Linked DNA regions of Mus musculus: region 2 is linked to region 1. Evidence: chromatin loops called from intact Hi-C (ENCODE). Cell type or tissue: gastrocnemius. All regions are shown on one strand. Each heading gives the region's core, and the rest is flanking DNA. Links, peaks and the distances in the headings are about the cores only.

Evidence for each region. A loop is a pair of places that touch in the nucleus more often than their neighbours do. Peaks named below come from ENCODE experiments on the same cell type or tissue, not always from the same donor. Only the 100,000 strongest peaks of a DNase experiment are listed, where the experiment ranks them.
Region 2: a loop joins it to region 1, with 12 times the contacts of the local background. A loop is called at or near these places in 8 of 42 quality-filtered maps.

Annotation. Positions count from the first base shown.
Region 1 is chr9:88,832,440-88,837,819 of GRCm38, reverse strand. No RefSeq gene overlaps it. Among named protein-coding and RNA genes, the nearest start is that of Trim43c, 4.0 kb to the left of the region's middle. In gastrocnemius, for the core only: no CTCF peak of the experiment used is centred there; no DNase peak of the experiment used is centred there.
Region 2 is chr9:89,091,940-89,097,319 of GRCm38, reverse strand. Trim43b (tripartite motif-containing 43B) reads left to right here and starts at 4,485. Exons shown (of 7, transcript NM_001170884.1): 1 at 4,485-4,784. In gastrocnemius, for the core only: no CTCF peak of the experiment used is centred there; no DNase peak of the experiment used is centred there.

The DNA.
Region 1 (5,380 bases), core at 260-5,259:
AAAATAAATTTTTCTCGTGAAGTGGGGTTTCCCATTCACAGCTGCCCATTTCTGGGTTAGATGCACTGCAGACAACAAATCCCCTTCATATATAGAGACATCCCATGATTTCTCTGACTCTGGAGAACCCTAACTAATGCAGAAGTTGGTACTGGGGACTGGGGTGTTACTGGATAGGCTTTATCATGTTTTGGGTTGGGGAATGTTGACTTGCTGGCTTTGGATGTAGAAAGTAGTGAAGTGCTTTAAGTTAGGCTTAGTGAACCGTTCTAGTAGGAAGATGGAAGACATTGATGCTGAGGGTGATTTGAACTGTGGGAGAAGGATGTCAGTATGTGGACTAGAGGCTGCTCTTGGGATATTTGGTGAAGGAATGTGACTGCCTTTTGCCCTAGTCTTAAGAGTCTGTTTGAGATTCAGTTGAATAAGACTCAGATTAGCTGCATTGAAAAGGGAGTCTAAAAAATAGCCAGTATAGACTTTGCGCTCTGGTTAAGACTCACAACGAGCGCTTAAAACAAGCATAGCAAATTTAGAAAAGAAAAAATATAAAATGTGTTATTCAACTATTAAAGGGGCACCAGGAAGTGAAATGGGGCTTGATCCTGCATTGGTTCCTGGGAGCCTTCCCCATCCCAGATCTCTGGCACTTCTTAGAGACTTCCCCACCTCACCACCCTCTTTCATTTTGATTTTGTTCATCTGCCTGTTCTCTCTCTGGGGTCTGTCAGTTAATTTGAATAAGGGTTTGCAATCCCGCTGATTTTCTCAAAGAACTGATGAAGGGTTCCCTTTGTTTCTATTTATTGATTTCAGTCCTCAGTTTATTTCTTGCCGTGTACTCCTTCTTCCTGTGGTTGTCCTAGAGCTTTTAGGTGTGCTGTTAAGTTGCTAGTACAAGATTTCTCTAGGTCTGCTTCTGTTTTCCAGAAACACGGTTTCTCTTTGTAGCCTTGGCAGTCCTGGAATTGGATCTGCAGACTAGGCTGAACTTGAACTCAGAGACCCACCTTCCTCTCAAGGGATGGGATTAAAGGTGTGAGACTCCACCCCTTGGCTTCTCTTTAGTTGTTTGTTTGTTTGTTTGTTTGTTTGTTTTTGTAGGCATTTGGTCCTGTGACCTTGTCCTTTAGAAAGTCCCCCTTTAGCAGGGCAGTGGTGGTGCACACCTTTAATCCCAGCACTTGGGAGGCAGAGGCAGGCAGATTTCTGAGTTCAAGGCCAGCCTGGTCTACAAAGTGAGTTCCAGGAAAGCCAGGGCTATACAGAGAAACCCTGTCTCAGGAAAATAAAAATAAAAGAACTTCCCCCTTTATCGTGTCCCATGATTTTGGGTATGGTGTATATGCATTTCTAGTCAATTCTATGGGGTCTTTAATTTCTTTACTTTGGTCTTCATGCAGTAGTAAATTGTACATTTTCCATGTGTTTTTGTGAGCTTTCTGTTGTTTCTTTGTTGTTGATATCAAGCTTTATTCTGTGGTGGCCTCACAGGATACACTGAGTTATTTCAAATTTCTTCTATCTATTGAGACTGACTTTATGTCCAAGAATGTGGTCAGTTTTAGAGAAAGCTCCATAAGGTGCAGAGAACATATATTTGTTTGTGTTCAGGGAGAGGGGGTGTTGTTTAAATGAACACTAGCACACACTGGGCTAAGTTTTACACAGGCCTTTGAAAGAAAATTTCACATTAAATGCCACTGGATGGCAATATTATTTGAGTATGAAACACAAAACCTAGGAAGAATTATACTACTTTTATAAAAAGTGGGTGTAAATTTTTGGTTTTATTTATCTTTAAATGGTTTCATATGATGGTTGGTTGGTTGGTTGTGTTTTGTTTTGTTTTGTTTTGTTTTGTTTTTTTGGTTGGGGACTGTTTGTTTGTTTTTGGAGACAGGCTCTCTTTTATGTAGCTCCTGCTGTCCTGGAATCAGATTTTAAACTGGGCTTAAATCCACTTGCCTCTGCCTCCAAAGTCCTGGGATTAAAGGTATGTACCACAATGATCAGACAATATTTGTTTTTATTACCAAAATCTTAAGTAAAATACCCCTCCTAAGGTCTTCAATGCACAGACTGATAACCATGTAATGAAAGTAAAGCAGAGGTAGGTGGAGCTCTCAGTTCTAGTACAGCCTACTCTACAAAGTGAATTGAAGATCAGCCAGGGCTACACAGAGAAACACTAAATCTAAAAAAGGGGGGTAGATTAAAGGAATGTGCCACCAAGCCTGGCTAGATGGATTTTTGATGGCCAAGTCTTTATTGTTCTAGATGAGTTGCTTTCTTTACCTGGGTGTGGTGGGTCCACAGATGACACCCACAACTGAGTTAGTACCAATAATTCAGCCTGCTGAGCTGACTAACCTTATAGTACTCCTTTGTCTTTATATTCTAGAGAATCAGATATTGGCCCCTAGGCAGTGGATTTAGTTATGATAAAAGCTGGAGAGAGAAGGAAATGTACAGTTTTGACAATATCCTGAGTTGTTTAGGGGTTCCCATAGAACCTCTTTGGCCAACAACTCAGTTAGAAGTCAGCTGTTCTCAGTGCTGGAAGCTTCGGCTGGTGGCAAGAGATGTCCAGTTGAGGCTGTCTCCCCCACTATTCAGGAGCCCATTCATTTAGATCACCTTCATATACATACATGGAAGCTTTTACTATATGAGGTTCCCCTGCTATGACTCAAATAGCCCTCAATTTTAGCTATCTCTCCCCATATTTTTACTGTTCTCCCTGTCCACCTGTCCCTTCCCTACTTGATCTTCTCATTCAAGCCCTGTCATCATGCATTCATCTATAACTACCTATTACAAGTTCCCTATCCTTGAAGCATCTAAGTATCTGTCCCCTTACTCTATATGTAACTGCTGAGGTTATACAGATTATAGCTAACGTTTATAAGTGGCTTATAACCACTTTAAGTTAAGTTAAAATCCACATCCAAGTGGGGAAAAAAATGCTATATGTGCCTTTCTGTGTCTGGGTTACCTCATTCAATTTAACTTTCTAGTTCATTGCATTTGCCTGCAAGTATTTTTTCCATTGAGTTATTTGTTCACTTTTCATCCCTATCACTGCCCCCAGTCCTGATCCTCCCCTTCTCTGAGAGAGTGGGGCCCCCTGGGTATTCCCCAACATGGCCCAACAGATTTCTGCATGGTTAGGCATACCCTCTTCCTCGGAGGCCAGGCAAAGCAGCCCAGTTGGGGAAATGGATTCCACAGACAAGCTACAGCTTTAGGGATAGCCTCTACTTCAGTTGTTGGAGGCCCCACACGGAGACTGACCTCCATATGTGCTACATATGTGCTGGGGGCTTCTGTCTAGCCCGTGTGGGCCCTTTGCTTGGTGGCTCAGTTTCTGAGAGCCCCTCAAAGGTCCAGGTGAGATGATTCTGTCCAATGTTTGGCTCTGTGTCTCTGTATCTGTTTCAGTCGGCTGCCTGGTGGAGCCTCTCAGAGGACAGTTATGCTAGGCTCCTCTCTACAAGCATAACAGAGTGTAATTGGTAGTGTCAGGGACTGGGGTTTACACATGGGATGGGTCTCAAGTTGGGCTGGTTACTGGTAGACCATTTCCTCAATTGCTGCTCTGTCTTTGTCCCTCCATTTATTTTTTTTTTAGACAAGACAAATTTTGGGTCAAAAGTACGTGGGTGGGTTGGTGTCCTTATCCCTCCACTAGAGGTCCTATTTAGCAATAGGAGGTGGCCTCTTCAGGCCCTCTCCTATATATCCCCAGTGTTATATATCTCAGCTAAGGTTACCCACATTGACTCCTGGGAGCCTCCCCCATCCCGGGTCCCTGGCATGTCCTAGAAATGCCTCCTACCCCCATCCCAACTAGCTGCAGATTCATTCTCTTGGCTATCTCCCTTGTTTCTCCCCATACCTGATCTGAAATCCCCCATTCCCCTCCCCTTCCCCTCTCCCACCCAGTTCCCCCTTCCCTCTGCCTCCTATGACTATTTTATCCCTCCTTCTAAGTGAGATTCAAACATCCTTGCTTGGGCCTCCCTCCTAGTTTTGTTTCACTGAGTCTATGTTTATTGTGTGTTTAATGTGAAAATTCCTTTCAAAAGGTTCTTTTTTTTTTTTTTTTTTTTTTTTTCAAGACAGGCTTTCTCTATAGAACAGGCTGGCCTTGTGCTCAGAAATCTGCTGGCCTCTGCCTCCAAGTGCTGGGATTAAAGGTGTTACCACCAATGCCCAGTTTATTCATATGCTAAGTAAAACTTGGCTAATTGTGTTGTAAAAGTTGAAAGGTGAGTGAATCCCTACTATGCCATGATAAGGAAACCAAGATCATAACCAGATCATTAGACAATACCACAAAAGAGAGTACTGCTAATGTTGTGGTTACTCCCCAAATTTTGTATTTTTTTTCTTTTTTTCTCTTTTCTTCCTTCCTTCCTTTCTCTTTCTTTCTTTCTTTCTTTCCTTTCCTTTCCTTTCCTTTCCTTTCCTTTCCTTTCCTTTCCTTTCCTTTCCATTCCATTTCCTTCCTTCCTTCCTTCCTTCCTTCCTTCCTTCCTTCCTTTTTGGTTTTTTGGTTTTCCGAGACAGGGTTTCTCTATATAGTCCTGGCTGTCCTGGAACTCACTTTGTAGACCAGGCTGGCCTGGAACTCAGAAATCCACCTGCCTCTGCCTCCTGAGTGCTGGGATTAAAGGCGTGGGCCACCACACCCAGCTTCTTGTATTATTTTTAATGCAGCGCAAAGCATGTTTTTGTCTTTCTGTACTTAGCTTGATTCCCTTCTGACCCTCTAATGTGTTTAAAACAGTCAAGTAGGCCCACAGAAGAAGCTAAAATGATGAAACTACCTGATCTTCGATTTTCAACCTAAAAAAGAAAATGCCATCACATATCCTCAGACTATTATCACTCCATTGGTTTTTTTGTTTGTTTGTTTGTTTTTTTGGTTGTTGTTGTTGTTGTGTGCCACCACTGCCCAGCTACTCCATGTGTTTTATGTCTGGTAAATATTCAAATATTTGTTGTTAAAGTTAAATTTAACAGTACCTCTATCCATATGTATAATGCATGAGTTGGTATGTCTCTATGTATTATAATTTTGTATAAAACTGGAAATATGCCGGGCATGGTGGCGCACACCTTTGATCCCAGCACTCAGGAGGCAGAGGCAGGAGGATTTCTGAGTTTGAGGCCAGCCTGGTCCACAAAGTGAGTTCCAGGACAGCCAGGGCTATACAGAGAAACCCTGTCTCAAAAAACAAAAACAACCCTGGAAATACTATAAAAACATTTGACATCTACTTTTTTCAATAAGATACACTCACATAATACAAAGCATTCCCCAGCCGGGCGTGGTGGTGCACGCCTTTAATCCCAGCACTTGGGAGGCAGA
Region 2 (5,380 bases), core at 60-5,059, 260 kb before region 1:
GTTGGGGATACCCAGGGGGGCCCCACTCTCTCAGAGAAGGGGAGGATCAGGACTGGGGGCAGTGATAGGGATGAAAAGTGAACAAATAACTCAATGGAAAAAATACTTGCAGGCAAATGCAATGAACTAGAAAGTTAAATTAAATGAGGTAACCCAGACACAGAAAGGCACATATAGCATTTTTTTTTCCCACTTGGATGTGGATTTTAACTTAACTTATAAGTGGTTATAAGCCACTTATAAACGTTACCTATAATCTGTATGATCTCAGCAGTTACATATAGAGTAAGGGGACAGATACTTAGATGCTTCAAGGAAAGGGAACTTGTAATAGGTAGTTATAGATGAATGCATGATGACAGGGCTTGAATGAGAAGATCAAGTAGGGAAGGGACAGGTGGACAGGGAGTAAAAATATGAGGAGAGACAGCTAAAATTAAGGGCTATTTGAGTCATAGCAGGGGAACCTCATATAGTAAAAGCTTCCATGTATATATATGAAGGTGATCTAAATGAATGGGCTCCTGAATAGTGGGGGAGACAGCCTCAACTGGACATCTCTTGCCACCAGCCGAAGCTTCCAGCACTGAGAACAGCTGACTTCTAACTGAGTTGTTGGCCAAAGAGGTTCTATGGGAACCCCTAAACAACTCAGGATATTGTCAAAACTGTACATTTCCTTCTCTCTCCAGCTCTTACCATAACTAAATCCACTGCCCAGGGGCCAATATCTGATTCTCTAGAATATAAAGACAAAGGAGTACTATAAGGTCAGTCAGCTCAGCAGGCTGAATTATTGGTACTCACTCAGTTGTGGGTTTCATCTGTGGACCCACCACAGCCAGGTAAAGAAAGCAACTCATCTAGAACAATAAAGACTTGGTCATCAAAAATCCATCTAGCCAGGCTTGGTGGCACACTCCTTTAATCTACCCCCCTGTTTTAGATTTAGTGTTTCTCTGTGTAGCCCTGGCTGATCTTCAATTCACTTTGTAGAGTAGGCTGTACTAGAACTGAGAGCTCCACCTGCCTCTGCTTTACTTTCATTACATGGTTATCAGTCTGTGCATTTAAGACCTTAGGAGGGGTGTTTTACTTAAGATTTTGGTAATAAAAACAAATATTGTCTGATCATTGTGGTACATACCTTTAATCCCAGGACTTTGGAGGCAGAGACAAGTGGATTTAAGCCCAGTTTAAAATCTGATTCCAGGACAGCAGGAGCTACATAAAAGAGAGCCTGTCTCCAAAAACAAACAAACAGTCCCCAACCAAAAAAACAAAACAAAACAAAACAAAACAAAACACAACAACCAACCAACCAACCATCATATGAAACCATTTAAAGATAAATAAAACCAAAAATTTACACCCACTTTTTATAAAAGCAGTATAATTCTTCCTAGGTTTTGTGTTTCATACTCAAATAATATTGCCATCCAGTGGCATTTAATGTGAAAATTTCTTTCAAAGGCCTGTGTGCTAAGTAAAACTTAGCCCAGTGTGTGCTAGTGTTCATTTAAACAACACCCCCTCTCTCTGAACACAAACAAATATATGTTCTCTGCACCTCATGGAACTTTCTCTAAAACTGACCACATTCTTGGACATAAAGTCAGTCTCAACAGATAGAAGAAAATTGAAATAACTCAGTGTATCCTGTGAGGCCACCACAGAATAAAGCTTGATATCAACAACAACAAAAAAAAAAAACAACAGAAAGCTCACAGAACACATGGAAACTGTACAATTTACTACTGCATGAAGACCAAAGTAAAGAAATTAAAGACCCCATAGAATTGACTAGAAATGCATATACACCATACCCAAAATCATGGGACACGATAAAGGGGGAAGTTCTTTTATTTTTATTTTCCTGAGACAGGGTTTCTCTGTATAGCCCTGGCTTTCCTGGAACTCACTTTGTAGACCAGGCTGGCCTTGAACTCAGAAATCTGCCTGCCTCCCAAGTGCTGGGATTAAAGGTGTGCACCACCACTGCCCTGCTAAAGCGGAATGTTCTAAAGGACAAGGTCACAGGACCAAATGCCTACAAAAACAAACAAACAAACAAACAAACAAACAACTAAAGAGAAGCCAAGGGGTGGAGTCTCACACCTTTAATCCCATCCCTTGAGAGGAAGGTGGGTCTCTGAGTTCAAGTTCAGCCTAGTCTGCAGATCCAATTCCAGGACTGCCAAGGCTACAAAGAGAAACCGTGTTTCTGGAAAACAGAAGCAGACCTAGAGAAATCTTGTACTAGCAACTTAACAGCACACCTAAAAGCTCTAGGACAACCACAGGAAGAAGGAGTACACGGCAAGAAATAAACTGAGGACTGAAATCAATAAATAGAAACAAAGGGAACCCTTCATCAGTTCTTTGAGAAAATCAGCGGGATTGCAAACCCTTATTCAAATTAACTGACAGACCCCAGAGAGAGAACAGGCAGATGAACAAAATCAAAATGAAAGAGGGTGGTGAGGTGGGGAAGTCTCTAAGAAGTGCCAGAGATCTGGGATGGGGAAGGCTCCCAGGAGCCAATGCAGGATCAAGCCCCATTTCACTTCCTGGTGCCCCTTTAATAGTTGAATAACACATTTTATATTTTTTCTTTTCTAAATTTGCTATGCTTGTTTTAAGCGCTCGTTGTGAGTCTTAACCAGAGGGCAAAGTCTATACTGGCTATTTTTTAGACTCCCTTTTCAATGCAATTAATCCGAGTCTAATTCAACTGAATCTCAAGCAGACTCTCAAGACTATGGCAAAGGCAGCCACATTCCTTCACCAAATATCCCAAGAGCAGCCTCTAGTCCACATACTGACATCCTTCTCCCACAGTTCAAATCACCCTCAGCATCAATGTCTTCCATCTTCCTACTAGAACGGTTCACTAAGCCTAACTTAAAGCACTTCACTACTTTCTACATCCAAAGCCAGCAAGTCAACATTCCCCAACCCAAAACATGATAAAGCCTATCCAGTAACACCCCAGTCCCCAGTACCAACTTCTGCATTAGTTAGGGCTCTCCAGAGTCAGAGAAATCATGGGATGTCTCTATATATGAAGGGGATTTGTTGTCTGCAGTGCATCTAACCCAGAAATGGGCAGCTGTGAATGGGAAACCCCACTTCACGAGAAAAATTTATTTTCAATGATTTAAAAAAAGAAGTGCCTAGGAAATCAACAGGATATTCCTTTGAGTATGTCTACGAGGGCCTTTCAGAGAACAAGAGCGAAGCGCCATGCTGTGGGCATCCATCCAATAGATTGGGCACATAGGGATAAAAGAAAGGCAGTGAGTGAGTGCAGGTAGTCTGCCTCTCTGCTTTATGGCCGCTGAGGTGAAGACCTTAGCTCTGACACCTAGACAGAGACTTAGCTTGTATCAGGGATAAACTTTCTAACTGATCACCCAGTACAAAGTGGTCAGCCCTTATGATGGGTATTCTTGGTTGTAATTTCACTACATCTGGAATTAAGTATAACTCAAGAGGCTGGAAATTTTGTTGTGAGGATTTTTTTTCCCCTCCTGACTGAATCATTTGAGGCAGAGAAAACTACCCAGACCCTGACATTTTGAGCATCGAGAATCTACCTAAAATCCTAGCCAAAGCTCTGGTGGCAGCCTCTATAAAGGACCTGTAAGAAGGGAAGGGAGAGGAAAACAATGGAATTTTAACTAAAATATATATTAAAAGCAGATCATCCAGGTTCAAAGCAAGCAAAAACCTGATTGAGATGTGGAAGGTTCCTTGTAATTTCACAGCCACAACATTAACACACGACTCTGTCTGGTTAACGTGAACTAGCCTGGTGGGGAGCTAGGCATCTTTGAACTCTAATGTCACTGTACACAGCCAAAAGTAAATAGAGGGAGATTTGTGCATTTTTTCCCTTTTAGAACAGAAAGTTGAGTCAGTAAGCAGGGTAGATTTGGAAGAAGTATAAGTTGAGATCAATATGAGCAAAAGAAGTTGTAAAAGAATCCTCCAAAGATCTAAAAAGATATTTATGTTGATATTTGCTGGAATCAGAGTTAAGGGCGCCATCATTTGTTAAGCTATTAAAACCAAAGGATAAGCATATTGCTCAATATGTAGTTATAGTTATTGTAAAATTACTAATTTTTTTCTTTAGAAAAGCTCTCATGCTGGGCGTGGTGGCACACGCCTTTAATCCCAGCACATGGGAAGCAGAGGCAGGCAGATTTCTGAGTATGAGGCCAGCCTGGTCTACAAAGTGAGTTCCAGGACAGCCTATACAGAGAAACCCTGTCTCGAAAAACAAAACAAAACAAAACAAAACAAAACAAAAAAAAAAAAAAAAAAAAAAAGCTCTCATTGCATATTCTAGGCGGGCCTTGAACTAAAAAAATCCTCCTAGTTCAGCATTCTAATTCCTTGGATTCTGGGTAAAGGTTTGTTACCACACCCAGCTAAATAGTGATTTGGGACATCCCTTGGGGGAGATTTGCTTGTGGAGATTGGCCAAGGTGTTAGTTCAATCTCTCATCCATTTAGAATAATCCCACTTAAGGGAGCTCATCTATTGGAAGCATTAGTAAAAGGGAGGAAGTGGGTGTGGTCTTTAGAGACTCTAAGTACATCCCTGGGGCCCACCAGGTTCATTCTTCTCCAGACCAGAAGTGGAGTGTTTCTAACCTTTTGCTCCAGACACTGCTAGATCTATCACCTCACTCTCTGAGGATCTGATCTCAGAGCTGAGCTAGTATCGCATTGCTACCAAGCATTGCTAAGCAGGGACCGGAATAATTGCTTGGGTAAGTGCACAATTTACAAGAGAAAATTTCTTTTTTGTTCCTATTTTTAAATACAAACAGGGGTTTGCTTAGAAGTTGTATTTTGCTATTTAGCAAAACCTGATTCAGTTTGTATTTGCATTTTTTCCTTGGGGTATAATGTGGGTTAAGGTTATAGATAATTTTAAATTTATTATGCACATTTTAGTTGATCTGATGTATTATAATGAGAAATAGTTTCAAGATCTCCTCCTCCTCCTTCTCTTCCTTCTTCATTTTTTAAGACAGGGTCTCTCTGTGTAGCCCTAGCTGTCCTGGAACTTTCTTTGTAGATCAGGCTGGCCTTGAACTCAGAAATCTCCTGCCTCTGCCTCCCTCTGCCTCCCTCTGTCTCCCAAGTGCTCCGATTAAAGGCGTAGCCACCACTGCCTGGCTCAAGATACTTTTTTTATATTCTGTGCTTTGTCTAAATTCTAAAATATTTCAAGAACATTCTATGCTTAACAAATGCTCTGAGTGGTTTTAAGAAATATCAGAATTTAAAGCTTGAAGTAGGGTGCATTTTCTTGGATAGGAAGGTGCTGTTTCACTAACATGCCTGCTTGAAAGGCCAGACT